6 separate regions of the Homo sapiens genome follow, and regions 2, 3, 4, 5 and 6 are each linked to region 1. The links are chromatin loops, found by intact Hi-C in ENCODE. Cell type or tissue: PC-3. All regions are shown on one strand. Region 1 holds the start of FAR2-AS1 (FAR2 antisense RNA 1). Region 2 has its middle 120 kb from the start of FAR2. Region 3 overlaps FAR2 (fatty acyl-CoA reductase 2). Region 4 has its middle 61 kb from the start of FAR2. Region 5 has its middle 76 kb from the start of FAR2. Region 6 holds the start of FAR2 (fatty acyl-CoA reductase 2).

What was found. A loop is a pair of places that touch in the nucleus more often than their neighbours do. Peaks named below come from ENCODE experiments on the same cell type or tissue, not always from the same donor. Only the 100,000 strongest peaks of a DNase experiment are listed, where the experiment ranks them.
Region 2: a loop joins it to region 1, with 3 times the contacts of the local background. A loop is called at or near these places in 2 of 110 quality-filtered maps.
Region 3: a loop joins it to region 1, with 2.5 times the contacts of the local background. A loop is called at or near these places in 4 of 110 quality-filtered maps.
Region 4: it touches region 1 in a loop (10-fold over the local background); 79 of 110 quality-filtered maps call a loop at or near these places.
Region 5: a loop joins it to region 1, with 7 times the contacts of the local background. A loop is called at or near these places in 80 of 110 quality-filtered maps.
Region 6: a loop joins it to region 1, with 2.7 times the contacts of the local background. A loop is called at or near these places in 12 of 110 quality-filtered maps.

Annotation. Positions count from the first base shown.
Region 1 is chr12:29,315,384-29,320,383 of GRCh38, forward strand. FAR2 (fatty acyl-CoA reductase 2) reads left to right here. Exons shown (of 12, transcript NM_001271783.2): 9 at 1,458-1,629. FAR2-AS1 (FAR2 antisense RNA 1) reads right to left here and starts at 2,465. Exons shown (of 7, transcript NR_103860.1): 1 at 2,325-2,465. In PC-3, a CTCF peak has its summit at 2,574 (motif pointing left); DNase peaks (open chromatin) are centred at 1,608 and 2,588; H3K27ac peaks cover 499 bases.
Region 2 is chr12:29,022,377-29,027,376 of GRCh38, forward strand. No RefSeq gene overlaps it. Among named protein-coding and RNA genes, the nearest start is that of FAR2, 120 kb to the right of the region's middle. In PC-3, CTCF peaks have their summits at 1,955 (motif pointing right) and 2,155; a DNase peak (open chromatin) is centred at 1,885.
Region 3 is chr12:29,162,649-29,167,648 of GRCh38, forward strand. All of the region lies in intron 1 of FAR2 (fatty acyl-CoA reductase 2), which reads left to right. Among named protein-coding and RNA genes, the nearest start is that of FAR2, 16 kb to the left of the region's middle. In PC-3, no CTCF peak of the experiment used is centred here; DNase peaks (open chromatin) are centred at 713 and 2,313; H3K27ac peaks cover 2,569 bases.
Region 4 is chr12:29,085,702-29,090,701 of GRCh38, forward strand. No RefSeq gene overlaps it. Among named protein-coding and RNA genes, the nearest start is that of FAR2, 61 kb to the right of the region's middle. RefSeq lists an enhancer at 680-729. In PC-3, CTCF peaks have their summits at 3,101 and 3,317; a DNase peak (open chromatin) is centred at 3,030.
Region 5 is chr12:29,071,188-29,076,187 of GRCh38, forward strand. No RefSeq gene overlaps it. Among named protein-coding and RNA genes, the nearest start is that of FAR2, 76 kb to the right of the region's middle. In PC-3, CTCF peaks have their summits at 2,637 and 4,291 (motif pointing left); DNase peaks (open chromatin) are centred at 154, 1,684 and 2,654; H3K27ac peaks cover 1,654 bases.
Region 6 is chr12:29,146,385-29,151,384 of GRCh38, forward strand. FAR2 (fatty acyl-CoA reductase 2) reads left to right here and starts at 2,894. Exons shown (of 12, transcript NM_001271783.2): 1 at 2,894-3,023. RefSeq lists silencers at 2,742-2,801, 3,112-3,261. In PC-3, a CTCF peak has its summit at 2,506; DNase peaks (open chromatin) are centred at 2,637 and 2,887; H3K4me3 peaks cover 1,933 bases; H3K27ac peaks cover 682 bases.

The DNA.
Region 1 (5,000 bases):
GTGTGCAAAGCCTTCCAGACCATGGCTTTGCCTCCAAATGAGATGAGATTCCACTGAAGGGCTCTGAATGGAGAAGTATCTGTAATATATTCTGAGTTACATTTTACAAGAATCACTCCGGCTGCCACATGGAGGTCAGACTGTAGGAGTACAAGGGTAGTGGCAGAGACCATTTAGGACAGTACTGCAACACTCCAGGCTACAGTAGTGGTTTGGATCAGAGACACAGAAGGTGGAAATTATGATTCTGGGTATTTTTCAAACAGAAGGCTGATAGATTTTGTTGAATTGTGTGTGGGTTGTTAAAGAGAAGAATCAAGGATGACCCCAAAGTTTTTGGCTGAACTACTAAAAAAACTGAATTACCATTTGGTTAGAGGTAGAAGATTAGTGAAGAAGCAAGTTTGTGTATGCATTGGGAAGGGGGTGGTTGGTAGTGGGAGTATCAGGAGGCCAATTTTAGAGCTGTTAAATGTGAATGTCTATTACACATCCAGATGGAAATGTTGAACAGGTATATGGATATATACATCAGAATGTCAGTGTTGAGATCAGAATCTCTTACGCTATCAGAACCAAATGTTTTAATAATGCCACAAATGTTTCAATAAATGCCTATGAACCAGGTGATTCTTGAGACTCTTCTTTGTATAGGATTTATATTTTCAGACAGATTTTAGCTGGTATTTTTTTAAGGAGGGCAATAATCATATTACCATAATAAGTGATATCATCATAATTGAATAATGAGCTTAGGCATATGCTTTGAAAAAAAACCTACATACATTAAATAAAATTGAATTCAAATGAATATCTTTTGGAAACAACTACTGAATTCACAAATGTACATAAAAAGTTCTTAAGCTTAATCTAAGTAATAATATAAAAAGAAAAATACTATTATGAATAAAACTCTGGATACCAGAGTGGACAATTGAGTCTAACATATTCCCAGAGAAGTATTTGAAGTAGACTAACACAAAGAAATCTTGCCTTGAGAATCTTTACAATCTTTTACTTAAACCTTTAATAAAGATTCAAATAAAATGTTAAGAAACTTTCTAAATGGTTCTGAAAGTAATGGTCCAGCCAGGGAAATAAGGTCTCTCGCCTCTGTCTTGGGGCTTTCAGAATAGACTGGATGACCTTAGAATTAAAGGCAGATTCATGTTTTTCTGAACAGTACCTCCTTGTATTGACAAGTGTTTCCCCAATAGTTTGTTTTACAGTAAATGCTTCAACTAAAGAATCCAATTATTAACCCATTCACACTGTTTCAGTTTGCAGATAACCATTTGCCCAGCACAAAAATCTTTATATTGTTCTCAGAAATTGATTCTTGACTCTACACAGCAAATCCTTCGTCTTTATTGTTTTGACCCATTACAAATGCTTTCCACTATGATGGACTTATATTCTCCTTTTCTCCTCTAGCACTTACTTTCTTTTTTCCCCAGGAGTCCAAGTCTTGGCAACCTTTGAAAAAATCCCATTTGAGAGACCTTTCAGGAGGCCAAATGCTAATTTTACCAGCAACAGCTTCACATCACAGTACTGGAATGCGGTCAGCCACCGGGCCCCTGCCATTATCTATGACTGCTATCTGCGGCTCACTGGAAGGAAGCCCAGGTGAGAAGCTGAGTCAATGGCTTTGAGAGTGTCACTGCATGGGAGATTAAGGCCCCAAAATCTTTAGTGCTTCCTTCAGCCGAGGATTAAAGGAGACAACTGAATCTTACCCATATATACAGATTGAACACACCTAATCTGAAAATCCAAAATCTGAAATTCTCCAAAATCCAAAACGTTTTGAGTGCTGACATGATGCCACAAGTGGAAAATTCCACATACCTTACCTCATGTGATGGGTCACAGTCAAAAGACATTCAAAACTGTTTCATACATAAAATTATTTAAAATATTATGTAAGATTACCTTCAGGCTCTGTGTATATGGCTAAGTGTGTATGAAACAGAAATGAATTTTGTGTTTAGACATGGGTCCCATCCCCAAGATAGCTCATTACATATATGCAAATATTCCAAAATCTGAAAACAATCAAAACCCAAAACACTTCTGGCCCAAGTATTTCACATAAAGGATACTCGACCTGTATAAGTTTTGAACAAAGCAGTCATAGTGAGAAGCCACAAAAGACATTAAAAATGTTCCAGCACAATAAAGGAAGGTAAATGTTAAAGAGGTTGATGAATTCAGCAAGTAATCATTCATGCGAAAAGAAAAGCAATTGAGACTCTGTCACTAGGGTTTTCTGAATAGGTAGATAATCTTAAATATACAATAATGATGACAACCTCACTTACTGAGAGTTTACTGTGGCACTCGTGGGGCTAAGGCTGATGCATGATGATCCCATTTTCATTGTCACAGCTACCCAAGGAAGATGTCCTCATCATCCCAATTTTACAAATGGGGAAATAGAAGCTAAGGAAAGAATCTGAATTAGTCTCAAAGGAAGTGACAGGAAGGATGTGGAGAAAGCCGAGTCTCAAAGTCAGTATTCGGAACCAGATTTACTGCCACCTAGAGATGAGTGAAGAAATTAGAGGGAACACAGTGTGCTGATGCTAAGGCAGCTGTCACCACCTAGCTGTGTGACACAGGACATACGCCTTTATCTGTCTCGCTTGAATAATATTATGTGTCAGAGGAGTCATTGTTATAATTGCCTAAGGCAATTCTCGTGATCAAGAATCAGAAGTATGAACAGTATTGCCTTCTGTGCTAGCCCCTTTATAAGGGAGGAAGTCTTCTTCAGCGTGTTTGTCATCTTTATTAGCAGTGCAAATGACTAAAACTTAGCCAATGTAGAGTTTATCTAAATTTTTAAAGACCTCATTTGGAGCTCATAACTCAGTTCTTGAGCAAGGTGAAAAGGAAACATTGTGATTATGGGGAAAATATTTGTATGGGGCTTATTAAATAAAGACAGGAAAAGAAGAAAACCCAAATATTGTAGGCAGAAATGCTAAAGGTTTTAAAATATATCAGGATTGGAAGAGGGCCTGCATAAAGAACAAAGTTCAGTTAGGAAAAAAGAGAAACACAGAAGGAAGAGACACAATAAAAATCTATATGTATCTTGTGAGAAGTCAAACAGTAATATTTGTGGGAAATGGGTTGGTTTGTTGTGTGGTATGTATTTTAGCAATAATCTTTATGGCAGAAAAAGCTGAAATCCTTCTAGACCCTTTCCTGCTCCAGGTGTGCTTGTGTATACTCTCCTATGCTTTTACATCCATATATGGACGTACATAGTTTGCTTTGCAGTAGGGGGGTATGTGTGTATATAAATCAATTGTACATATTTTACAACTTTTTCCACTAATTTTCCATGAAAATCTAAGTCATTCTGCCCGGTGTTGTCTTTTTTTTCTACTGCAAATAGGGCAATGAATATCAGTGTGCATGCCTCTTTGTAGAATGTGCCTGTGTCAGGAGAGGATGCTGAGGAGGGAGACTGCTGGATTGAAGAGTATGTGGAGTTTGTGACTAGTGCCAGGTGACCCTCCCTAAGGAAGAGACTGTCAATTGGCACTACCACAACAGTGTATGAAGGGTACAAAAGTCTTTTTTTTTTCTTTTTCTTTTTTCTTTTTTTTTTGAGATGGAGTCTTGCTTTGTCACCTAGGCTAGAGTGCAGTGGCGAGATCTCAGCGCACTGCAACCTCTGCCTCCTGGGTTCAAGCGATTCTCCTGCCTCAGCCTCTCGAGTAGCTGGGATTACAGGCGCCCGCCACTGTGCCTGGCTAATTTTTGTATTTTTAGCAGAGATGGGGTTTCACGATCTTGACCAGGCTGGTCTCGAACTCCTGACCTCAAGCAAGTCACCCGCCTCGGCCTCCCAAAGTGCTGGGATTACAGGCATGAGCCACCGCGCCCGGCCAAGGGGTACAAAACAGTATGTCTTACCCTCTTAATGGGGGTAAGAATACTTTGTAAAAATCAACTTCTGAATTGTCAAACTCATAAGGAATGACATCTTTTTGTTTTTTTGATTTGCATTCATGATTGCTGGAGGGGCTGGACTTTCATTCATTTATTGGACATTTAAGTTTTCCCCTCTGTGTGCTGCCTGCTTCTGCTCCCTATTTTCCTATTGGGTTGTCCTTATTAATGTATGGGAACATGTGTGTGTGAATACATATTTCATATATTTTCTCCAGGTCTGTTTCTTTTTAGCTTTGACTATAAAGCTTTTTGTAATATGAGTGAAGATACATATAATGCAGGGCTTAGGAACATGGAGTTTGGAGTCAGGCTTATAGGATTTAAATCCTGGCTTCACCAATTTAGCCATTAGAGCCCTAAATTACTTCATCTCTCTAAATCCTAACTTCCTATTCTGTAAAATGGGCACAGTAATCGTAACCTATTTTATATAGTTTAATATGAGTGCTTAGAATATAATAATCCCTATTAATACTAAAGATGTTTAAAATTTTTATGTGGTAAAATGAATCAATCATTGTTTTCCTTCAGCTTTTGCATTTTGGGTATTAAGAAGACCTTCTTGGCTGGGTGTGGTGGCTCACACCTGTAACCCCAGCAATTTTGGAGGCTGAGGAAGGAGTATCACTTAAGCCCAGGACTTCAAGACCAGACTAGGCAACATAGTGAGACCCCATCACTACAAAAATAAAATTTAAAAACGTTGTCCAGGCATGGTGGCATGTGCCTGTAGTCCCAGCTACTCAGGAGTCTGAGGCAGAAGATTGCTTGAACCCAGGAGGTCAAGGCTGCAGTGAGTCATGATTGAGCCACTGCACTACAGCCTGGGCAATAAAGCGAGACCCTGTCTCAGACAAACAATAAAGACCTTCTCTATCTGGGAGTAATACAAGTATATTTTCTAAAACATATCATTAGGTTGATATAGTTCTGTACATCCAATGATATCATGTCCAACCGTTATTTTTAACAATTAAAATAAATGTATTGAAATCATATCAATTGCATCAGAGTTGGAGAATGACTAA
Region 2 (5,000 bases), 290 kb before region 1:
GATAGTTAGATAGATAGATATGCATTTTGCTTCCTACTTCATCTGGAGGTGATTTACTAAAGACAGAGTCACAGGCAATCCGAAGCTTTCCCCAACCTGCTCACCACCTTCTCTCCACGAGAAGAGTATATTTCTCTAATGGGCTTAACCACATGGAGTGTATTCTGTTGTTCTTTCTGTAACTTATTATAATTTCACCTGAAACATATCCACAATAGCTTTTAGAGTTTCTATCTGTTTTTGAAAAGTCTCTGTGGCATTTAAAATAGTCAACCTTATAGAATCAGAGAGTAGAATGGTGGTTTCCAGGGGTTGGAGGAAGGGGAAAATGGGGAGATATTGGTCAAAGACTATAGAATTTCAGTTATGCAAGATGGATAAGTTCTGGAAATCTAATGTACAGCAATGTGCTATAGTTAACAATATTGTATTGTATACTTGAAAACTGCTAAGAGAGTAGAGCTTTAGGGTTGGGCGCGGTGGCTCACACCTGTAATCCCAGCACTTTGGAAGGCCAAGGTGGGCAAATCATGAGGTCAGGAGCTCGAGACCAGCCTGGCCAACATGGTGAAATCCCGTTTCTGCTGAAAATCCAAAAAATTAGCTGGGCATAGTGGTGGGTACCTGTAATCCCAGCTACTCGAGAGGCTGAGGCAGGAGAATCGCTTGAACCCAGGAGGCGGAGGTTGCAGTGAACCGAGATTGCGCCACTGCACTCCAGCCCAGGTGACAGAGTGAGACTCTGCCTTTAAAAAAAATAAAAAATAAAAAAGAGTAGATCTTTAGTATTCTCACCACAATAAAATAAGAAAGAAAATGGTAACTACAAGAAGCGATGGCTATGTTAACTAGCTTAATTCTGGTGGTTATTTCACAATGTGTGTGTGTGTGTGTGTGTGTGTGTGTATGTCTCTCTCTCTTTCTCTCTCTCTATATATACACACATAAAGTTAAATATACACAGTATTTGTTAACTATATCTCAATAAAGCTGGAAAAAATAAAATTAAAAAGTGTTTATGCTTGATATTTTTGGTATATTCACCATTTGTAATTGCATACTTTATTTTTAAAAGTATTTTTATACATAGTCTTATATCTGCCAAATTTTATATTGTCAGTCTTTTGGTGTTTAAATGTTTTATATATTGTTTCTTTTGACAATCATGCACTACAATTGCTTGACTTCTCACTTTTTGGCCATCTGGTTTCTGAAGTCATGCTTATTTTCGGCTTTCGGAGTCAATTCTGAGCAACTCTCCACATGCTGTCAGCCATGTGTTCCCCTCTCCAGGCACAATCTCAGATGCTTCACTTATTTTGGCTTAGAGCAGGTGTCTCAGACTCAGCTTCCCTTCTCTTTGCCATTTTGAAAATCAATATCCCCTCAACCTTAATGTTATAGGAACCTGGCTGGCTTTAGGGAAATTCCCACAGCCTGTTGGCCTCAACAGAGTTCCTGCCACTCTGGTTTAGCAATCCTCACTCTTAGCTGCTCCAGCCATTGTTCCAAGCCTCTGGGGCTTTGACTTCATTCCACACTGGCACTGCTTCCAAATATTCCCACCTCAGCTCCTGACCATAAGAAGCCAGGCCCTGTCCCCTAGAAAATCCAGGTTGTTTTTGTAACTGTCATTTTTAAGTAGTAGCTGACTTTAATGATGTTTCCTCTGTGGTTTATTTCCTTGTGGGTTATTTAAATTTGAATTGTCAATTTATCTTCAATGTTTCTTCTCCTCTTATGAAAGTTTTATGTGCCTGAGGCTATGAAAGTGTCCCCTTCTGAATGATTAGATCTCCAAGGGTTTAACTTCTTCTGACCAGTTTTAATGACAATTTGTCAGCCTGGATTGTTGAAGACTGGGGTGACCTTTCTCCTATGCACATTCCCAGGTGAATGACAAGCATTTTTATTGTTGTTTTCTATTGTCTGGCCTGTAGGTGGAGTTTTTCTAGACCTTTTTTCATAATTAAATCCAGATTTATACAGGAGCTTAATTTCAGCATTCCTTCTTTCACGGAGTAAAGACTGTATCTTCTGCCCTATATTTTGTGTTTGGGACTTGTTCTCTTTTACACTGCTGTGCTCTCAGCTTCTGATTATTCCTGTGCCTTGAGCTTCTCCTAAGTTCTGACACCCTGGGATGTCACATTTTTTTCTTAGAGTTGTGTTAATACTTGTCCAGATATTTAGTGTGTTTGTAGCATGGGGCAGAAAGAAGAGATTATAGATTTCATTGTCTATTTTATTCCAATCCCCCCATTTTTCTGGCTGTTCTCATGACACTTCCTTTGTAACATTTCTTAGCCTCCCTGACTGCAGTCATAGGGTTGTCTCAAGTCCATGGGTAGGCTTAAGCCAATTAGTGAGGCCCATAATCCTGGACAAGGTGATTGGCTTAGAGATGATCGCATTCACTCAGTAGAGGTCAATGAGATGAAAGAAGGTATTTTCTGACATATTTGATAAAAAATTTTAAAATATACAGGATGGTCATATGGTAATGTTATTGACCATAATATATTATAATTTTTATTTTACAATTTTACAATAGCTGTTACTTGCTTATGACCAAAAATCACTCAAAGTAATATAATTTATTTATTTAAAAAGTCAAATCATTATATTCTTTTGATGAAAGGGGCAGGTATATGGAGAGCTGGAAATTCTCCCCAGAAAGGCCCCACCTGTTAGCGCAATGTAAAGCCCCTCATTTATTCCCCATTAGGTAATGTATTTTAATTTTCTTCACAACGTGTATCACTAGCTGAAGTTATCATATCCATTGGATTACTTATTTTGTTGTCTTCCCCATAAAATATTACCTCCATAAGAACAAAGACCTTATCTCTACTGTTAACCATCATATCTTCAATGTCTAAAATAGTACCTGACAGCTCTCACATAGTAGAGATTCAGTATTCGTTAAATAAACCCTAGCTACAACTCAGAATTTTCCTACTTGACATCTTCACAATCACTTTTTTGTGCCCCAAAAGAAAAAAATGATCATCTCTATTAGAACATTTTCTGAAGTATGAGGATGCATGTTTGCTAGAAGGCAGAAAAAAATGACTCCTTGATCTCATTGGCTTGTATCAGACATGTGACCACCCCTGACTCAATTACATTGGCCAAAATTATGGTCTTCACTAATTGACTTTAGCCAGTCAAGACTCATCCATGGAGCTGGGGATGAGAAGAATCCACTTAATTTGCTAAGATATGAAAGAGATAGTTCTCCCAAAGAATATTCTGATACACTTACCATGAAAGAAGAGATATGTGTATTAGTATCTCCAACAGCTATCCACTTTGCTACTCAACCTGTAAGACAGAATCTTCCAAGTGACAATTTGAGTCCAGGGAGGTCAAGGGACTCACAGGGCATAAGCAAAAGATTAAAATGTTCAGTTCTTAAAAGACTAAAATTGGAATAAAATGCCCTGCTCCTCTGCCTTTTATTTAATTTCTTGGTACACATGTATTCCTTTGTTTATTAGCAAATATTTATTGATCATCTGCTATGTTCCAGACACATGCTTTGCCAGGTATTGGTGCCAAAGCAGTAAACTATATGAACAAGGTCCCTATTCTAATAGAGTTTATATTCCACTGTGAAAAACAAATGAAAAACTGAAGAATATGCGTTTATATAATGCCAGGTAGCAATAGATGCCATTAAACATAAAGCACAGGAAGTGAATAGCAAGTGTCAAAGAGAGATATCTTATGAAAGGTGATCAAAGAAAGCCCCACTAAGAAGATAAAGTTGAGCGGAAACAGTGTGGTATAAGAAACTGAGATATGAGACTATCTGTTGGAAGGGAATCCTATGCAGAAATAAAAGCAAATACCAAAGGCCTTGAGGTGGGAGCATGCTTGGCAAGTTTGGGGAAGAGCAAGGAGATAGTATGATATTTAGATAAACTAAATCAACCTTTCCCAACTATAGTGTCCTCTTTTGTAAACAGAAGTTAACCTAGTAGGATTGTACTATGAATAAAAAGGGACTATACATGGTAAGTCTCTTGCATACAGTAGGTGTTCAGCCAAAGATGGCATCTTTCTTTTAGTGCCCTTCACCTTTCCCTTGGGTTCAATCTCCACTCAAGTCATCTTAGGACACTAACTAGCCACACGCTCAATTTGCCTGTGTAAACCTTTTGGGTTTGAAAGCAGCTGCTACTTTGAAGTATTCCATGCCCACACCGTGTGGTTTCATGATCCTTTTGTTCACGATCGTGTTACACTAACCACAATCCACAAAGGAGACAGCAACATGCTACCTTCTTCACTCTTGTGTATCCAAGTGGATTTTTTTTAGACTAAAGGGGTAATGTGGGTGTCTGATCATATGAGTCAAAGGTTCCAACCAGAATATAAATAAAATCCAGCTCTTGGTCAAAAGAAGCCAGTGTCAATTTGTGTAAACCAGACCATGCTATGTACCATAAACCTCGTAAACCATTGAAATTTATTCTCCATTAACATTTCCAAATGCATCAGAAATAATATTTTCTATTTGGTTTCTATAGTGCTATTTTTAAATAGCCAGGTCTTTCTTTATGCATAACTTATATACATATATATATACATATATATATATATATATCGTGTGTACACATGTGAGTGGAGGAGGTGTCTGTGAGTGTGCAAATAAACTAATCTAAGATATTTATTTGCCTCGGATTTTTGTAGATCCTATTATGACACTTGTTTTCAAACCCAGCTCCACAAAATATTTTAGAGCTATGAGAGATGGAGACTTGGGGACCGGAAAGGTATGTGGGCTGAGCTGTGGACCATGTGCCATGTCTACCTTAACTGAAACTTCAGCTTTTATCTATTTTCCATACCTGGTAAGATTTCATTTGAATAAAGAGTTCTGCTCATTTAAAAAATTTGAACTGTCTTAGGATACTAGAACAAAGCCAAAGTGAGATTTTCCTGGAGATAAAATTAAGCAAGTTATGTCCTATTATCAGATGGTGAAGAGA
Region 3 (5,000 bases), 150 kb before region 1:
AAATTAATAGTGTGGAAAGGTCTTGACCAAACATTTGGGGAGAAATAACCAAAAGGCTTATCTTTTATTATTAAGGAAGGCAAATGAAGACAAGGCCCACTTGTCTTCATTATACTCACACATTTACTGTCTCATTAGTTCCCCCAACTCTCATCAAGGTGGAAGACATGGAATAAGGAGAGATTGAAGGCAGAAAGATTAGCTAGGTGGCCATTCATTCTTTGACGCATTCATTCAACGAGTATTTATTCAATGATTATTGTACCAAGTATTGTATTAAATTCTGTGAATATTAAGAAGAGTAAAACACAGTCATTGCCCTGAAGGCATTTGCAATCCAGTGGAGAAAATAGACAACTAAGTAGTCACTTACATAAATGTGATAATGAATAGAGGCTGTGAGAGTTTGGCAGATAGGACATTCAACTCAGCCCAGAGTGAGGGGAGACCTGGGAACCCCTTCTCAAAGTCTGAGGTTTGCCCACTGAAGGATAGGACAGGATGAAGGATGAATGGAGGACATAGCCTCTAGAGCTAGTCTACAAGATGTGTGACCGTGGACAAATCACTTTATTTCTCTGTGCCTTAGTTTTCTATTTGTTAAATGGGGTTTATAATAGTAACCACCATAGAGTTGATCTGCTAATTCATTCTTCCGTTAGAAGAGTGATTGACACTGAGTATGTGTTTAGTGAGTCAAGCTATTGTCATATGTGAGAGTTACAGCATTACAGTTGGTCCCGAAGTTCTGGAGAAGCAAAGAGGTATTATCCACAGCATTTGTCCATTGTGACAACTGTAGTAGACAGAGAAGAGCAGTGACCAGAACCCAGGAGTTCAGACTATTGTCCTGATTGTGCTCTATGTCTACATCAGATAAACGACTAGATTATCTTTAAAGTTCCTTTCCACTCTCATGTCCTATGATTCTGCAGCTTCTGCTGAGATAGACTTAATAAATATGATTTGAATTCTGGTGGTAGAGAAATAAAGAAATCAAAATCCATTCTTAGATTTCCAGCTGAGTGACTGAGTGAGCAGTGATATCATTTCAAAAGAAACAGGCAAGTCAAGAAGAGATAGGTGTGTGGAGACTGGGAGACAGATTCGTGGATAGAATTTTTAGGTTGGAAGAAACCATTTCCATCATTTTATTTCAGTGTGGTAGAGAGGCAGATATTTCCACAGTTAATCACGGCCACAGAAACAGGAGCCCTATTGCCTAGATCAGGGTTTGTCACTTACTAGCAAGTTACTTGAATGTTCTGCATTTGGCTTTCTTCATCTGTAAAATGCAGGTGAAATGCAGATTGAACCATGCACAATTGCCCTTTGTAGGTCAAAATGGTTGAGTGTTGGCAATTTCATATGGTTTGACCTAATAATAGATACCCTCTAAGGGGCTGTACTGAGAAGTAAATGAGTTCGTGTGTGTTACCTGCTTAGGACAGAGCTCAACACGTAATACAGTACTATGGAAGTGTTTCCCTTATTATTAAGGCCATTTAGCTTTTTCAAAATCGATTGCACCAAGCTTCATTTAGGAAGAACAATCAGGAATTGCATAGTACACCTATTTAGGTCTCTTTCCCATTCTTCACTTATGCAGGCACGAGGCCTTGATGAGGCAGTTAGTCCCTAGGAATACAGCTGGGTTTACTTTTGCCGACGCGGCTGCTGCCATTTTGCTTGTTTCTCATGCCTGCATCTAGACAGGAATTGGCTTCTGCTCCAAAAGGAAATTTAGCATCAAAGTTCTCGGATGAGCTAGCTTCCTCTCCCTGTTCTTTTGTCCTCCACCCTCACTCCCTCCCTAGCCCAACTCTTGGTACCAGCAGGCCTAGTTTCCATCTCCCTCACAGGGTGTGATATTGGTGACATACTGGTCATCCAACATCTGAAGGCCCTTGGTATTCTGGACACCCCGGCTGGCCCTGCAGAGACGGGAAAAGGAGAAGGGCATATCTAAGGCTAAGAAGAGGGAAGAACGGAGGGGAGAGTGAAGGGAGCTCCAGCTCTGAGCCATGAACTGAGGAGTAGGACAGACACAGAGGCTACTGAAGAACCCTGTTCTAGTTGCATGACTTTGACGAGTCTTAGACTGTTCGTGTGATGAGTCTCCAATTGTGCATGAACCAAGATGCAGAGAGATGTTAAAGAAGCAGGAAAAACAAAACTAAACTAAAGATGTATCTTTCCTGTGTCTTTTAAATCACAGGGACACAGTAGCAAGCTGGACACCCTAGCAGTAAAAGCAGTATGAGTGGAGTTCCTTACAGAACTATTTACTTGCTGTTGCCTGGTGTCATAAACAGATTAACGATGACTCATACTGTTGGTTTATAATATATGTTCCAGTTTGTGAATTGTCTTTTCACTTCCTTTTTTGTGTGTTTTTGAAGCACAGAAGTTCTTACTATTAATGTAGCTGAAGTTGCTGAATATTTTCTCTTTGTTTTCAGGTATTTGTATCTTGCTTAAGGAGATGATTCCCTATCTGCTTCACATTTTAAGTAATTAGTATGTAAACCTCTCCTACGTTAGGCTGTGGTTTCAAGTTTGCAACCATTCAAGTTTGCAATAGTTTATTTTCTCTTGTTGGTGTCACCCTAGTGATACATTTTACACAAAAGAAGGAAATACTCTAAGGATGAAATTCAGAATTACAAATTATGGCTGATTAAAATCACCCTTACTAATTACTGAATGTTTCACAAGTGCAAGACACTTTACAAAAAGTTTGTCGCATCAATCCCAGGGATCACAGACGAGGAAAATTAGGCCCACAAAGTTTAAAATGTAATCATTAAGCAAGCAATTAACATAAAAATATAGTTATTATTGAAAGCATAATTTTGGTTAGGAGAGAGTTCCAACTCAAAAATCTCCTTTGAGAACTAACCTAAAGAATGCTTTGGGTGTTGAAATATTCCCATTTTGTTTGAATGTAGTAGACACATTTCTATTAAAAGTAGCATCATATTTGCCTGAAAATCAATGAAAAATGATTTTCTTCTTTTTCGATGATCAAATTTTTCAAGAACAGAGTGTCTTTGTTATCAAGGACAGTTTGGAAAGCAGTTGTACCAAATAGGTAAACATTTGGAGCCTTGAAGAGGAAATTAGCTGTTGAGGTTAGAGTTTCCTTGCAAATTCAATACATTTAAGTTCACAGAGTTCTAATATTCTAATACATGGTAATTAAGAAAAAAAATATAGAACAGAGTTATCAGGTGTCCAAATGTCCTAGATGTTGTTGTATAGGAAAAACAGGAAGCAAATAAACACCTGGTAAAAAGCTTTCTCCTGTCCTATAGCAGTTAGAAGTTGTAAATTTCTTTCATCAAAATTTCAGTCTTGGCTCTGTCACTAACAGCGGCCTTAGCCAAATCACTACTTGTCTCTGATCCTCAGTTTCCTCATCTGTGAATAACAACATCTACACTATTTATCTCCCAAGGTTTTTGTGAGAAGATACTGAAATATGTGCATGAAATGCTTTGAGAATTGTTAATATAAAGTCTAAGATGTAAATTATAAGAGTTGCTGATATATTAATAGTAAATGGTATTGACAGTATCTAAGACTGATAAGGTCTTTTGTGTGTGTGTGTACAGACTTTAATATCTATATCTATACATAATTTTATACATGATAATAGTAATTTTCATTTAAATTACATTTAACACTCCTTGGAGGACTTATTATGTCCATTATTTTATGTGAGTCCCTGAGTAACCTTGTGAGGTGGACCAAGTGTTGTCTTATCTTTCCATGTTGATAATGCAGATCTCTGCTTTCTGACCAAAAGGAAAGCCTCTCCTCTTTGGCAATTTCCATAGCTTCTGTCAGTCCTTGTTGCTGTTGCCCGTCACCTCCAGATTATTCCCTGATATTTATCAAATATGTGGCTCACATATGTCCTCTCCTTTCCTACTTCTGAGAGTATTCTTAACATTGAAGTCCATGTGGATGAACATTCAGCACTCTGATGCTTTGACCTCACACTTTCATCAGTTTTCATTTTAAGCACTAAAGCACCCGATTTTTAGAAACCTACTTCCAAGGCAAGTCCTCAGGCTTTGACATTGCTCCAGACAGCTATATCTGAAATCTCTAAATCTGACAGTTCACTCTTGGACAGTGACCTTCTTTACTTCCAGCTCTCTTAGTTTCTTTCTCCCCCTATAGCTATGGTTCCAGTTCAGCAGGACTTTCATTCTTTAAACTCCCCACGATCCCTGCCCCTGATACAGATAAACATATGCACTTTCTCATAGTCAATGAGCTTCCTCTGGATCTTGCTTCCTTCTCTGTGTAGCCTAGGTCAATTACTTTAAGAGTACCCTTGCCAACTGCTTCTATTCCTACCCTTTTTATTTGTTACTCCCAATTTGGATCTTGCCAATAATCGATTTTTCCTGCTCCAACCACCAGCAGTCAGGCGTTGCTGGAGAAAAACCAGGTAAGTATGTGTATGAAATGGAGATGGTACAAATCCATCGCTATCCCCATTGGATACTCTGCTGCTTTCAGCTTCTTTGCTGGTTTCTGGTGTGTTTTCTATTCTATCTGAAGGAGTTGTTATAAATATTTACCCCTTTCCAGGAGCTTTTTCCTTTACTTGCAACTTTTAAATTAACATTATATGATCTTGCCTCACACTCCACAGAGAAAAGAAAAATAACCAAAGATCTGTCTCTGGTTCTGCTCCAACCTCCCTCTTTTCCTTCTTTTTAGAGGATGACATGACATTCCCCTATTCAAGTCTGACCTACGTTTTTCTACAAATTTTATTCCCTCTGAACTTCTCCAGAGGCTTACTTCCACTTATTTTCGTTCTCTCCTTTTCAGTCTCTCAGAGCATGTAGATGCTCAAACATTTCATTTCACTAACAAATAAATGAGCATTCCACACACACCCTTATTTTTACATCCTTCTATTCTTCAATTGTTACGTCATTATCCTATATCACTTTTCCTCTTGTGGTTGAATGTCA
Region 4 (5,000 bases), 230 kb before region 1:
AATATGGGAAGTATCTATACTTTCCATTCAGTTTTCTGACACTGAATTTTCTGAAACTGAATGGAAAGTACAGAGATTACTTTGCTTGGCCTGAAGGGAAAGTGAAGTGAATAGAAGCAATTGGCAATTTATAAAATACCTTTAAACACAAAAAAGATGTCCCGTAATTCGCAATTGAAAGGATAAATCCTGGTTTCAAATAAAGGTCTGAAACTTCTTTTTTAAAAATCTATTTAAAAAAAATTGATACATGCTATGACATAGATAAACTTTAAAACATTATGCTAAATGAAATAAACCAGAGACAAAATGACAAATATTATATGATTCTACTCATATGAAATAGCTAAAATAAGCACATTTATCGGGACAGAAAGTAGAATAGTGGTTACTAGTGGTTGGGAGGAGGGGGTAATAGGAAATTGTTTAATGGATACAAAGTTTTGGTTTGGGTTGATGAAAAAGTTCTAGAAGTCAGCATGATAGCAGAAGGGGAGGTCCCCGTCTTTGTCTCGACCCCTCCTCTCCCCCATAAAGAACAACAATTGGACAGCTATCCATGAATAAAATTCACTATAGAAAAGCCAGGAGCCTACTTAAAAAGCTATAGAAACACAGTAAAGCAAAAAAAGAAAAAAAAAACACACAAAACCTTGAGAATAACTGCACAAAAAAATGGTTTTATTTTGCCTACAGCATCCCATTCACTAGGTCAGAACTGCTCAACATGGAAACTCCCCAGCTCTGGAGTTCCCCTCACAGGAAAAAGCACAGTGAGGTGAACAACCAGCTACCCCAGCCTTTCAGGACCCTGCCTAAGTGACCCACCTCAGTTTCACCTCACCCAGATTGCTGGTGAGACCAACATTGTTGAGACATCCGGTGATGACTAGGGACACAAAAAGGTGGGAGTTACCATTATCAGTTAAGCTGCAGGAACCGCCAGGGTCCCAGGGACTTTTTCTGCACAGGACACCAGCAGCCTTTTCCACTGAGGACGTCCAGAGCCCTGGTGGCCACCATGCATGCCCCACAGATTTCACTCCTGAGAACGCTGCACTGTTCACCATCACAAACCCCGGTGGTCTGTTCTGCAGAGGACTCCAGCAGCTTTTGCTGCCTAGGAAAGCAACAGCCAGAAAAGCCACAGGGGACCCCTTTAGCTTTCAACACCAAGGGCCTTGAAGTTTATCACCTTTGCATTATCTAGCTGCCTGAGCTGCTATTCCTCTCCTCCCTTCTCCCTGGAGCCACCCCCAGCCACTACTACTGGGGAATCCCTGGCCTGGATACATAGCACAGCTGCAGTGTACGTGCCCACAAGTAGCCTGGGCCCCTACCACAGGCCCCAGTTCCCATTGCCACATGTGCAGCCGTGTGCACGTGTGCAGCCAGCCTCAACCCCCCTTGCCAGGCCTCACACATCCACGCATGTGCCCATAGCTGGCCCATGTAGCCACATACTTGCTTACTGCCAGTCTCACTGGTTGCCACTGCATGTGCACTTACAGCTGATCCTGCCCCCCATTGCCTGCACTCACCACTGTGCTTGCACCCATGGTGGACCCCTGCAGCCTGACACCTGTCACCAGCCTTCACTGCTGTGAGCAAATCTGCAATTAGCCCTGCAGCCACACACATAGACACCACCAACTCTAACTCCTATAACTGTATGACATACACTGTCAACTCCCAGTAATGAATGTGTCCACAGTTGGCCCCAGCCCCTCCCCTAGCCCTGACACACATGTGACACATGTGTGTCCACAGCTAGCTTCTGTCACTATGCACAAGTCTGCACCCAACTTCTAAAGCCAAGCACATGCATACTGCCAGCCCAAGCCCCCATTCCTGCTGCCTGCTCCCATCCCTTATTGCTGAACCTGGAGAAGCTACTGAGGTCCCCAACAATCCTAGCTGCCACCATGAAACTCCTACAGCTATTGCTGCCTAGGATCACACAGTTGCTAATGTCATGAATCCTAGCTGTCTGAGCTGATGAGACACAAAACATCCCCTCCAAACCTGGAGCCACCACAAGCTCCACACTTGGCACAGCACACTACTAGATCCAGTGCCAGAACAGACTCCAGCATGCCCCACCCCACTCCTTCAAATGAAAGACTTTTCTTAGGGAAGCCAGTCCATAAAATCTGAAAAAGTTGACTGCTTCTTCAAATGTGCAGACACCTACTCAAGGCTATAAGGATCACAAAGAATCAGGTAAACATGGCACAACAAAAGTACACAGTAAACTTCAACTAACTGAGCCCAAAGAAATGGAGATCCACAAACTGCCTATCAAAGAATTTAAAATAATTATTCTAAAAAGCCTGAGTGAGCTACATGATAAAGCAGATAATTTAATGAAATCAGGAAAAATGCAAAAACAAAATTGAAAGTTCAACAAGATAGAAGATATTTTAAAAAAAAAACAAATTTTTGAGCTGAAGAATACAATGACAACTAAAACATGCAATTAAGAAGTTTAACAGCAGACTTAACTGAACGGAAGAAAGAATAAACAAATTCACAGATGCGTTATTTAAAATTATCCAGTCAGAGGAGAAAGAGGAATAAAAAAATTAGAAAAAAGTCCTATATGATTTATGGGACACCATGAAGAGACCTAATATTTCCATTATTAGAGTTTCAGAAGAATAGAGAAAAGCACAATGCTTGTTTAAATAAATGCAGGCAGAATAATTTTCAAATCTGAGGAGATCTATGAATGTCCAGGTATATGAAACTCAAAGATTTCAAATCGATTCAACACAAAGATTTCCTTAAGAATCATTATAATCAAGCAAAATCAAAGACAAATAGAGTTTGAAAACAGCTTTGAAAAGAAATGAAGCGTATTACACACAAGGGAACCTCAATAAGGCTATCAGAAACCTTGAAGACCAAGAGGGAGCAAGATGATATATTCAAAGTGCTGAAAGAAAAAAACTACCAACCAAGAATACTTTCCTTGGCAAAGCTGTCCTTCAGAAATGGGAGAGATAATAATGACTCCCAAACCAACAAAAGGGGAGGGAGTTCATCACCACTAGACTTTCCTTATAAAAAACACTAGAGGGAGTGCTTAAGCAGAAAGAAAAAAATACTAATTAGCAACACAAAAATATATGAAAGTGTAAAACTCACTGGTAAAACTTAGTAAAATTTCTAACTTTACACTTCAAGGAACTAGATGAAAAACAAATTGGGCCCAAATTTAACAAAAGTGAGAAAATAAAAAAGATCAGAGCAGAGATAAATGTAATAGAAATTAGAAAACCACTGGGAAAAATTGGTAAAACTAAGACTTTTTTTTTTTAAAAAGATAAAATTGAGAAACCTTTAGCTAGACAAAAAAAGGAAGACTCAAAATCAGAAATGAAGGAGACATTGCAACTGATACTACAGAAATACAAAAGATGATAAGAGTCTACCATGAACAATTATATAGCAACCAATTGAATAATCTAGAAGAAAAGAAATAAATTCCTAAAAGCATTCAACCTACAAAAAATTATCAGGAAAAAATAGAAAACCTGAATATACCAATAATGAGTAAAGAGATTGAATTATTAATAAAAAATTCCTTAACAAAGAAAAGTCCAGGAACAGATGGCTTCACTGGTGAATTCTACCAAGTACATAAAAAAGAATTGGTACCAACCCTTGTTAAACTCTTCCAAAAACTGAAGATGAGAGAACACTCTGTAACTCATTTTACAAAGCCAGCATTTCCCTGATACCAAGCCAGACAAGAACACTACAAGAAAAGAAAATTACTTTTCAAGCTAGTATCCCTGATTAACATAAATGCAAAAATCCTCAACAAAACACTAGCAAACCAGATTCAACAGCATATTAAAAAGATCATACACCATGATCAAGTGGGATTTGTTCCTGGATTAGAAGAAAGATCTCAACAAATTATGTAAAGAGCAAATGTACCTCAATATAATAACAGCCATATATGACAAGCCCACAGCTAACATTATATTTGATGGTGAAAAGCTAAAAGTTTTTCCTTTAAGTTTAAGAACAAAACAAGGTTGTCCATAGTCACCATTCCTACTTTACATAGTGTGGAAGCCCTAGCAAGAGCAATTAGGCAAGAGAAAGTAATAAAAATATCCACATCAGAAAGGAAGCAGTTAAATGTTCTCTATTTGCAAATAACTTAGTCTTACGTAAAAAAAAATCTTAAGGACTCCATCAGAAAACTCTTAGAACTAGTAGGCAAATTAAGTAAAGTTGGAGGACACAAAAATCAACATATAAAAAGCAGTTGTACTTTTATATACTAACACCCAACTGTCCAACCATGAAATCAAGAAAGCAATCCCATTTACAATAGCATCAAAAAGACTGGATTACTTAGGAGCAAACTTAACCAAAGAGGTGAAGGATTTCTACACTGAAAACTACAAAACATTGATCAAAGAAATTGAAGAAAACACAAATAAATAAAAAGATGTACTATATTCATATATTGAAAGAATCAATATTGTTAAAATGCTCCTACTACCCAAAGTAATCTATAGATTCAATGCAGTCCTTATCAAAATTCCAATGACTTTTTTTATAGTATTGGAAAAAAATTCTAAAATTTGTATTGAACCATGAAAGACCCCAAATAGCAAAAGCAATCTTGAGCAAGAAGAACAAAGCTGTAAACATCACACTTCTTGATTTTAAACCATATTATAAAGCTATAATAATCAAAAAAAGTGTGGTACTTGGATTAAAAACAGACACATAGACCAATAAAACAGAATAGAAAACCCATAAATAAACCCAAGCATAGACAGTCAACTAATTTTTGACAAAGACACCAAAAATACACTATGGGGGAAAGAACAGTTTCTTGAATAAATAATGTGAGGAAACTTGAAAAGCCACAGTTTAAAACAAAAGAAAAGAAAGAATCTGGGCCAGGCATGGTGGCTCATGCCTGTAATCCCAGCACTTTGGGAGGCTGAGGTGGCCAGATCCCCTGAGGT
Region 5 (5,000 bases), 240 kb before region 1:
TTTTATCTCCAATCTTCCAATGATGGTTGCTGGATAGGGAGAGAAAACAGTTGCCAGTGAAGAAAGGCAGTGATTAATTTCTCCAGTTCACATATAAATACACACAATTTGCACTGTGAGAAAACTGGAAGAACAAAGAATGTTTCTGGTGTAATGGGCATGTGTCTTAGTCATGGTAATTAAGACTTAGTATTACAAAGCCATTTGTCATTTAAAAGGCTCATTCTTGATCATTTTATTTGCTAATGTATTCTCATTATGAGACATGGAGGATGGAATGCTGCCTTAACTCAGCAGTTATCTTTGGTTATTGATTTTTTTCTGTAAAAATCAGAAAGACTTTCTTTTAGCTTGATTCAATTAAGACACCAAATAATATGGTTTTGAATTGCTTCAAAGGAAAAAAGCAGATGTAAAATCAGTGAATCATGTGAGCCATTGATATCAATTAGCTAAACCATGCCGAGGTGATCCCTGTTAGCAGTTAAGTTCTTCCTTTCCCCAGGACTACAATGCTCTGCAGAAAGGTGCCCTTAGGTTTAAAAGTGACACTGGTTGACATACTCAGAAAGCCTTCTGTTCAAATTCTACCTCTTGAAGAGCCTTTCCAATTGTGAGATCATTTGGACAATTTTGGACCATGCAGGATTCAAACATGAATGTCATATTAAGCTCAAGAATATATTTATGATTCCATACTTTCACCTACCTTGGAGTGATTTCTGTTGCACTCACTGAAATATCAGAGTAAGCTCAATATCAGATATTGATATAATATCAATACATAATATCAATATCAAGCTAAATATCAAAGTTAACTAACCACCATTAATCACCCAAAGCATAGATCAAATGCAAACCCATTATAGAAAAAAGAGAATGAGGAACAGTGTGTGTCCTTTTGGTCAGGAGTGTGCTAACACAGGAATAGATAGGATCCTAAAATGCAACAATCAATGGCAAGTGGTCTTTTTAATTTAGTGGGCAACCAGAGGTGACATGATTTGATGCCTTTCTGTCAGATGAAAAGAGCAAGAGTTTCTCTATGTTTTTTCATTTAAAAAATATTATGTCATAGATTTGAGGCTTACCTGTATTCAGCAAGAAGTAGAGGAGAAATTCCATGTGTATGTTAAAAATATAGCTGCAAAATTCTGCAATAAATATCTCTTCTATCATCCTTTTCAGGTCAAATATTATGATCCTTTGTGACAGCAAGATTTCAGGAAAGAGAATAAAATGTCAGAGAATGTAAATCTTTTATGATGACTGTGATGGTTAATTTTATGTGTCAACTTCAGTGGGCCATAGGATGCCTGGATATTTAGTTAAACACTATTCTGGGTGTATCTGTGAAGGTGTTTGCATGAGATTAATCGGTAGACTGAGTATAGCAGAGTATACTCCCTAATGAGGGAAGACCTTATCCCATCAACTGAAGGCCTGCATAGAAGAAAAGGCTGACCCGCCCCCAATAAGAGAGCATTCTTTCTGCCTGACTGCCTTAAACTGGGATGTAAGCTTTTTCCTGCTTTCAGAGTTGAACTGAAAAATCAGCTCTTCCTGGGTGTCTAGCCTGCCAGCCTTAACACTGAAATTGTATCATTAGCTCTCCTAGGTCTCCAGCTTCCTGAGTCACCCTGCAGACCTTGGGACTTAGCCTCCATAATTTCATGAGCTGCTCCTCATAATAAATTCCTTACATATATGCACACACATCCTATTGGTTCTGTTCTCTGAAGAACCCTGACTAATACAATGCTTGAGGGGATTTTTCTCAAGCATGAATAACTTTTGTTTCTCTTTCCTTCTTTTCTTCCTTTCTCCAAGCAGAATACAGATATTTACAGTTATCCCAAATACATTCATTGAATAGGTGACTGGATTTCTGATGACTACTTTATTTTTTATTACATTTCTGTATGCACTTGGGCATATCTGGGTTTTCTGTTCTAGCTCGTTAACCTGCCTACTCTCATGCCCATACCAATCTCTCTCCTTTTTAGTAATTTTTTAAAATTATAGTACCACTCTCTTTTAATTATTGGGATTTCATGAGTTTTAACATATGGTGTGTCCCCTACCCTTAACCTTTATTGCTATTTTTTGTCAGCTTTCTACTGGATGTTCTTTTGGAAAAAAAAATTCATTTTTAAATTGAGGTAAAATTTATGTATAGTGAATTACATAGCTCTTAAATGTAGTTCAATGAGTCTTGCCAATTTTCCATGCCCATTTCTACATACAATGTTGTATTTTGTTTTATTTGTTCTGTTTTGAGAAGTGATGTATTTATGATGTTAAATATTCCTATACAAGTATAAGGTACATTGTTTTCCATGCGATCAAGTGTTTTTTCTGTGTTATTGTATGGAAGGTCACCAGCTGAGCATCCGTACTGTGTGAGGACACAAAATAAACTCTATTAAGTTAAGCACCTTAAGTTTGGAGGTTGTTTGTTACAGCAGTTAGCCCATACCAACCAATACAACTAGATTTAACACCAGGCTTGGTTTGTACTTTGCTGTTTTATCATGGTTGTGTTATATTTGTTGACAAGTTCCTGGTATAGTGAGTGCTCTTAATATTCAAATGTACAATTTGTTAGTGTAAGTGAATTACTACAAAGCGCCACTAGGTGTCCTCTAGCAATAATTTTCCCTGGCCTGCTGAAAGACTGACTGAAGCTTTATTTTTTCCCTTGGCTGTACTGCTGAATTGGTCCCCAGGACTCCACCCTCCTGCCATCACTGCTAACATACCAGAAAAATGAGAACCTTTTGTTGTTTTTAAGAACGTAGTTAAGTATATCATTCTTCTTAAGAACAAAAGTGTAGACTTTATCATGTTATAAAGAACCCACTATCAGAGACACATTTGTGATTTTTCTGAAAGTTGCTCAAGAACAGATTTGGAAGAGACAATTTATACTGTATACCTCTCCCATTTCTCTCCTATCTATTCTTTAGCATTCTAACACAGCAGAAAAATGGTCAAACAACATCAAGGCCAGCCAGTCCTGGAGGAGAGCAGTAATTGCGATAATTATTATGTTGGTGCAAAAGTAATCGCGGTTTCTGCCATTAAAAGTAATGGCACCAACCTAATACAAAGAGGTGGCATCTTAGAAAAGGCAGTGGGCAGGCCGGGCATGGTGGCTCATGCCTGTAATCCCAGCACTTTGGGAGGCCAAGGAGGGCGGATCACCTGAGGTCGGGAGTTCAAGACCAGCCCGACCAACATGGTGAAACCCCATCTCTACTAAAAATACAAAATTAGCCGGCTGTGGTGGCGCATGCCTGTAATCCCAGCTACTCGGGAGGCTGAGGCAGGAGAATCGCTTGAACCCGGGAGGTGGAGGTTGTGGTGAGCCGAGATCAGGCCATTGCACTCCAGCCTGGGTGACAAGAGCGAAACTCTGTCTCAACAAAAAACAAAGCAAAACAAAACAAACAAACAAAAAAAACAGAAATGGCAGTGGGCACTGAGAGAGAGGGATGAGCTTGAAAGGTATAGAAGAGATAAAATATACAAGACGTGACAACCATTAGGTGTTGTAAGTATGAAAGAGAAAGAAGTCCGGAAAATCTCCAGCATTCCCGGATCAAGGCAACAGGGGCATGGTGGTTCTTCTGACTGAGATAAGAAAAACTGAAGAAGGAAAAGGCTTGTGGTACAAGGCAGAAAGGAATATGTTTACATTTTTTAACATGTTAGTTTTGATGTGTCTGGGGGACATCCAAGTGAACATCTCAAATTGACTGAAAGAATTCTGAAGATTTTTGGTTAAAGAAAGGGAAGTAGAAGATGTTTTACTCTTCTCCACTCCCTCAAACTCCACCAAAAGCAAACAAAAAAAGTAGAGGAAAAATAATCTATCTTCAGTGAGACCTGGAACAGGACACAACCACAAGCCACAAACTAGGAGGCATATCTGCCAAGCACTGGGAAGTCTAGACGAAGATGAGAGAAGAGAGACTCCTAAGAGCTAGACCAAGACAACTAGTTTCCCAAGAAGTTTATGTCACCAGTAGCCTAAAAATTCCTTTGATTAGAGTGTTGAGCTCTTTGGGTATAAAGAGGCTTTGAGAATGGTGAGAGGGGGGTGTCCTTAGGGAGACCCAGGATAATGACTCGGAATGCAGGAAAAATGCAGTAGAAAGTCAAATCATGCTGTGAGAAGTAGGGGAAGAGTAGGTGAGGAGTGTGTGTGTGTGTGTGTGTGTGTGTGAGAGAGAGAGAGAGAGAGAGAGAGAAAGAAGAGATTCACAATGTGGTGTTCTAGCTAAGGGAGACCTCTGGAGGTGAAGTGGGGTGAAAGAGGGAGGGGAAACGGTTATAGTCAAACTGCAACACAGAGCTGATGATTTAAATACTTTGCTGTCATCCTCAACCATTCCTAACTACAATATGTATGTATGTATGTATGTATGTACATGTGTATGTATGTATTAGCATGTTTCTGGCATCCATTTGAGGATGAGTAATAACTATAAAAAAAAAAAACCAGCCAGGCACTGTGGCTCATGCCTGTAATCCCAGCACTTTGGGAGCCCAAGGCAGGCGGCTCACTTGAGATCAAGAGTTCAAGACCAGCCTGGCTAACATGGTGAAGCCCCGTCTCCACTAACAATACAAAAAAATTAGCTGAGTGTGGCAGCGCGTGCCTGTAATCCCAGCTACATGGGTAGCTGAGGCAGGAGAATCACTTGAACCTGGGAGGCAGAGGTTGCAGTGAGCCGAGATTGTGCCACTGCACTCCAGCCTAGGTGATAGAATGAGACTCCGTCTCAAAAAAAAAAGAAGGAAAGAAAGAAAGAAAGAAAAGAAAGAAAGAAAGAAAGAAAGAAAGAAAGAAAGAAAGAAAGAAAGAAAGAAAGAAAGAAAGAGGGAAAGAAAGAAAGAAAAAGAAAGAAACCAGCATGGGACTAATACATAAAAGCTGTGCCGAAAAAAAGGAAAACAAAACATATATGCAAAAGGCAGATAAAAAAACATAC
Region 6 (5,000 bases), 170 kb before region 1:
TGCATGTGGGTCCTTAGTCCTCTGAAGGCATGTTTAGGTAAGTCCTCTATGCAAGTTCCCTTATCTGCACAAAACATGGGTTGGAGGTTCTCTGGGGACCCTTCCTTACTGTCTGCCTAAAGCAAGCTGGCTAACTCCTTTCAAAGTTAACATCAATTGGGTGGCTTAAAACACAGAAATTTATTCTCTCATGATTTTGGAGGTTAGCAAACTGAAATTAAGATTGAGGCCATGCTCCCTGTAGGGGTTCCGGGGGAGAATCCTTCTTTGCCCCTTCCAGCTGCTAGTGGCTGTTGGCATTTCTTGGCTTCTCTGGCTTCCACGTGGCTCCAGTTTGTCTCCGCCTTATATTCACATCACCTTCTCCAGTGTGTGTGTATCTCAAATCTCCCTCTGTTTTTATCATGTGAGTATATTTGCCATTGGGTTTAGGACTCATCTGGATAACCCAGGATGATCTCATCTCAACATATTTAACTTAGTTAAATATAGAGTCTTTTTTTCAAATAAGGTCACATTCACAGATTCTGGGGATTTGCCTCAGGACATATCTTTTGGGGCCACTATTCAACCCACTACATTGCCTCTTTTTGTTATTATCTGTTATGGGTGGAACTGCGTTCTTCTCCGCCCCTGCCAGTTTCACATATTGAAGTCCTAACTCCCAGTACTCTAGAATGTGACCTTATTGGGAAATAGGGTTGTTGCAAATTTAATTAGTAAAGTTAAAATGAGGCCATTAAGGTGAGCTCTAAATCATATATGACTGGTATCTTTATAAAGGATAAATTTTGACACAGACATGAACATAGGGAGAATGCCATATGAAGATTATAGGAGACAGGGGTCATGTGTCTACAAGCCAACAAGAAACCACTGGAAGTAGGTAAGCATCATGGAAAATTCTCTCTCAAAGCCCTCATAAGGAACCAACCCTGCAGACATCTTGATCTTGGTCTTCTAGCCTCCAGAATTATGAAATAATACATTTCTATAGTTTAATCCACCCAGTTTATGTGCATCCTTATGACAGCCTTAGCAAACTAATACATTCTACATATATGAATAGCGTTTTAAATGGTGATAATCAAATTGTGGTTTTGTAATCTATAATTAATGTTGTATTTTATCTATGAACATCCCACTGAAAGTATGCTTTTAATTTCCTACTTTATAAACAACTCGGTAATAAATATGCAACTATGTACATGCGGCATTTCTCTTTTATGGATTATCTCCTTTGAATACATTGTAAGACATGGGAATCTAGGTCCAGAACAAGAAAAAATTTCGTTACTGAACACCTTGGGAATGTGTTGCTAAATTGCTTTCCAACAAAAGCGTGATTACAATTTACCTTCCATCTGCTATCTGTTAAGTGATTTCTATACGTTTTCACCAGCATTTGACATTATCATTTGAAGTGCTGTCACACACATTTTGAAGATACATTCAAATTTATTCTTGAGGAGGGGAGGGGTAACGAAAAATACTATAAATTTGGTTGTAACTTTTTTTCTGTCTCTTGCATTCAGGCGGTCACCAGAGGAAATTAGTCAGTGCCTTTAGGCTACACTTAGCTTAACACATTTCATTAAAGAGCCCAGTAGTAGAGAATTCAAGATGGGTGTTATTATTTTAATTTCATGAAATCACTCCTTAATTCTAACTTTCAAAAGTCAAATTTTATTTCTTTAATTGCATGTGGATTGTTATAATGAGGAGAATCAGAACAGCTTATAGGACAATATTTCTTTTCTATTTTTCTTAACACACCATATTTATTTGGAAATTTACCTCCTACATTGTCCAGGGAATTAGGATGGGCGTTGGCCGTTTTTCAGCACTTCCTGGTTGAGGCCAAGGGCTCCACTCACGTGCCTGTCCATCCCTCTACAAGGCTTCCCTGGCAGCTTGTTTTTCCGTTTAAAATTTAACAATGACCAAATCCCAAAAAAGCTACCAGGCTAAGAAATGAAACATCTTTTTTTCTTTTAAGTCCGGAGAAGTGCTGCTGAGCACAGCTGGCTCACTGCTGTTTCTGCGGCCCCCATCTCTGATCCTTTCTAGTCTCCTACCCACCCCCACCCCACCATAGGCAGGCAGAGCCGGATTTCTGCCCTTCAAACCCCGAGTGTGAGGAAGCCTCACCTGAAGTCCTCGCATCACCCTCCACCCTCACGCCCTTGGGTTTTAAAAAGCCACTGCGTTCGTGGGTCACTGCAGGGCGCCTCCGCAATGTCTTTAGCAGATACAAGAGCATCCCTCCCACGGGATGTGCAGTGTAGTCAAGCTGAGTAAACTGGGATTTTTGGCTGCCTTTTCTGCTAGGGTGGGTGGGGAAAGGTATGTCCCCCAAGCGTTCAGTTCAGACTAGAACCTTTGAATCTCTCTCCTGTCTCGGTCTCTCCCTCCACCCCCCTACCCCGCCACCTTTCACGGTGTGGGAGTTCTCCTTTCCCACACCAGAGAGGGGCGCCTTTCTAGCTTCCTTGTCCCCTCGCCCACTGATTAAAAAATGGAGAAAAAAACCAACCCCAAAACCCAAAACAAAACAAAACAAAAGCCCCAAACAAACAAACAAACCAAACCCACCGAAACCAAAACCAACTCCCCTCCCCCAAACCACACAAATGCGGGAGTCATAGCCAGTGGATCCGCTGGTGCTGAACGAATGGAAGCGCGGGGCGGGCCTGCGCGCGCGGCCGCCCTGCCCACGATGCTGTCGCCCCCGCGACCTGTAGGGCCTTCGCTGGCCCCTCACCCTCCTCCCGCCCCGGGCTGAGGCTGCCGCCGGTTTCGCGCCCAGTGCCGAGGCAGCGGCGGAGCCGGGGAAGGTCGGAGGGAGGGTGGTTTCCTCCCGCCCCACACCCAGTCTCCGAGCCGGATATATAGAGTGTCACGTTTGGGAGCCGAAAGACTGGAGCCGTTTCCTTGTGGCTGGAGCGCTTCCCGTAGCCTCGGGGAAGGAGCAGGATTTAGAGGACCACTAGTTGGACCCCATCCTCGTGCTGGAGGAACAGGTATTCCAGGGTCCCCAGCCCTGGCGCTCGCAGAGCCCACGCGCTCCAAAAGCAGAGACCGGACTGGGGGTGGCCCAGGAGGGAGGGCTCGGCTGGGTTCGCAGGGCGGGGCGGTTCCCGGCGGGACCTCGAGGAGGGTGGGTGTGAGGCCGGGTGGGAGGAGAGAAGCATTTGCGGAGGCTCTGCCCCCTGAAGCTGCCCCCGGCTGCACCCCAATCGTCACCGGCCGTTTACGCGCGGTTGGCGTCGGCGGAGCCCGCCAAGGTGGGGCGCGCGGGGGTTGCAAAGGGCAGAAAGCCGGGAAGGACCCAGCAAGGTTAATGTGGGGGGCCGCGCCTTGGGGACTGGGGACCCGGGAAGAGAGGCGCGGGGCCGAGTCCCACCCAGGCCTCCTGGGCCCTTGGGGCTATTCCTGGAGAGAGCGCGAAAATGCCGGGGCCACGTGTGAAACGGCAGCGGTCCTAGGTCCCCTCCCGGTGCCTGGGACCGCCAGGGCGCCCAGTCCTGGTCCCCGGAGCAGGTCCTCGCCAGCCCCCAGCCCCACCCCAGGCTGCGCACGTCCCTACCCTCCCACCTGGGCCTCGCCGGGGTCGTGGCTGACGCGCGCTGGGGCGACTGGTGAGGCCAGGGCGGGCTTTGCCCCTGTAGGAAGTTTTAGACATCTTCCTGCGGCCTGGGCATCCTGGGGGTGTGCAGGGGAGCAGGTGCCAGCAGACTCCCAACTGGAGTAGATGGCTTGCAGGAAGGCTGCTCAACACTCCTAGCAAGTAGAATTACCCGCGGGGCAGTCTCAGTCTATTAAAACAATTCATGCCCAATCGTATCCTACAAACCAGAGGAAGGCGTCTCACCTGCCAGCGGTGGCACCATTTCTTCCACGGTTGAGTTATGTGGTGTGAGCAACCAAGGTTATCGCTGGATCTGCAAGAGTTTGGCCACTCGTTGAATCACGTAAAGTGCCCCCATTATGTGATGAGCAAGGACAGAGTAGGGTCAGAAAAGTGACCAGGGAATTCAGGTAGATCGTGCTTTTCTGTTTGCTAGGTTGAGAGAAATTTGACACTGGGCAAATGGAAATTTGAGAATTACCCCGTGGTTTCAATTACCCATCTCTGTATATTCCCATTTATAAGAGCTGGAGATTTGACTGACAGGTGTAGTTAGTCCAAAATTTAGAAAGGGGGGCAAGGGACTAAATAAAAACTTAAGGCAGCCACCTAAACTGCAAGAGCAGGCATTTCCGCAGAAGGGATATTTGTGTGTGAGACTTCTAGGAGATGGGCATGAGGTTTTTACCAGGCCGACGCGTGTGTCAATATTTCATCGGTAGTATTTCTCAGGATCCACGTCTTTACAGTACTCTTTTCCTAATTCTGAGGGCTGCTTCTGCCCCTGCTGTATTAACAAATTCCTCACTTACTCCTATTTCTAACATTGGGCTATAATTATCTATAAAAGAGATGTAAATCACCATGAGTTGGTAAATCATACAGCTATTAGAGAAATTAAAGTAAATGAAAATATGCTTTCCTTAAAGGAAGCTAAAATGTGACATCCAGTTACAGAGGAAGAGGGAGAGGTTGAAAATAAATAAAATGGCTTATATTAGGGTATCACTTTGGGGTTTATAAAGCATATGATCATCTTGACCATCTCACCATCTGCTTTCCTATCTCCTGAGGAAGAAGCATTCTTGAGTGCATTTGTTTCTGGCAACGTCTCATCAGTGTTAAGAATTCCTTGATTTTGCATTAATTCCCATGCACTCATGAAAACTTACTTATTCACAAATATAGCCTTGTGAAGGATCATGCACAGTGACCACCAGCATGCTTGTCCCTACCAATATATTCTGACATTGTAGGCTCTGTTGGAACATGTATTACCTTTGAAGAGGGTAACAGACCAATTTGAGAATCTGATGAAAGCTATGGAATATGAAAGACAAATGCATACATATTAACACAAAATTCCACC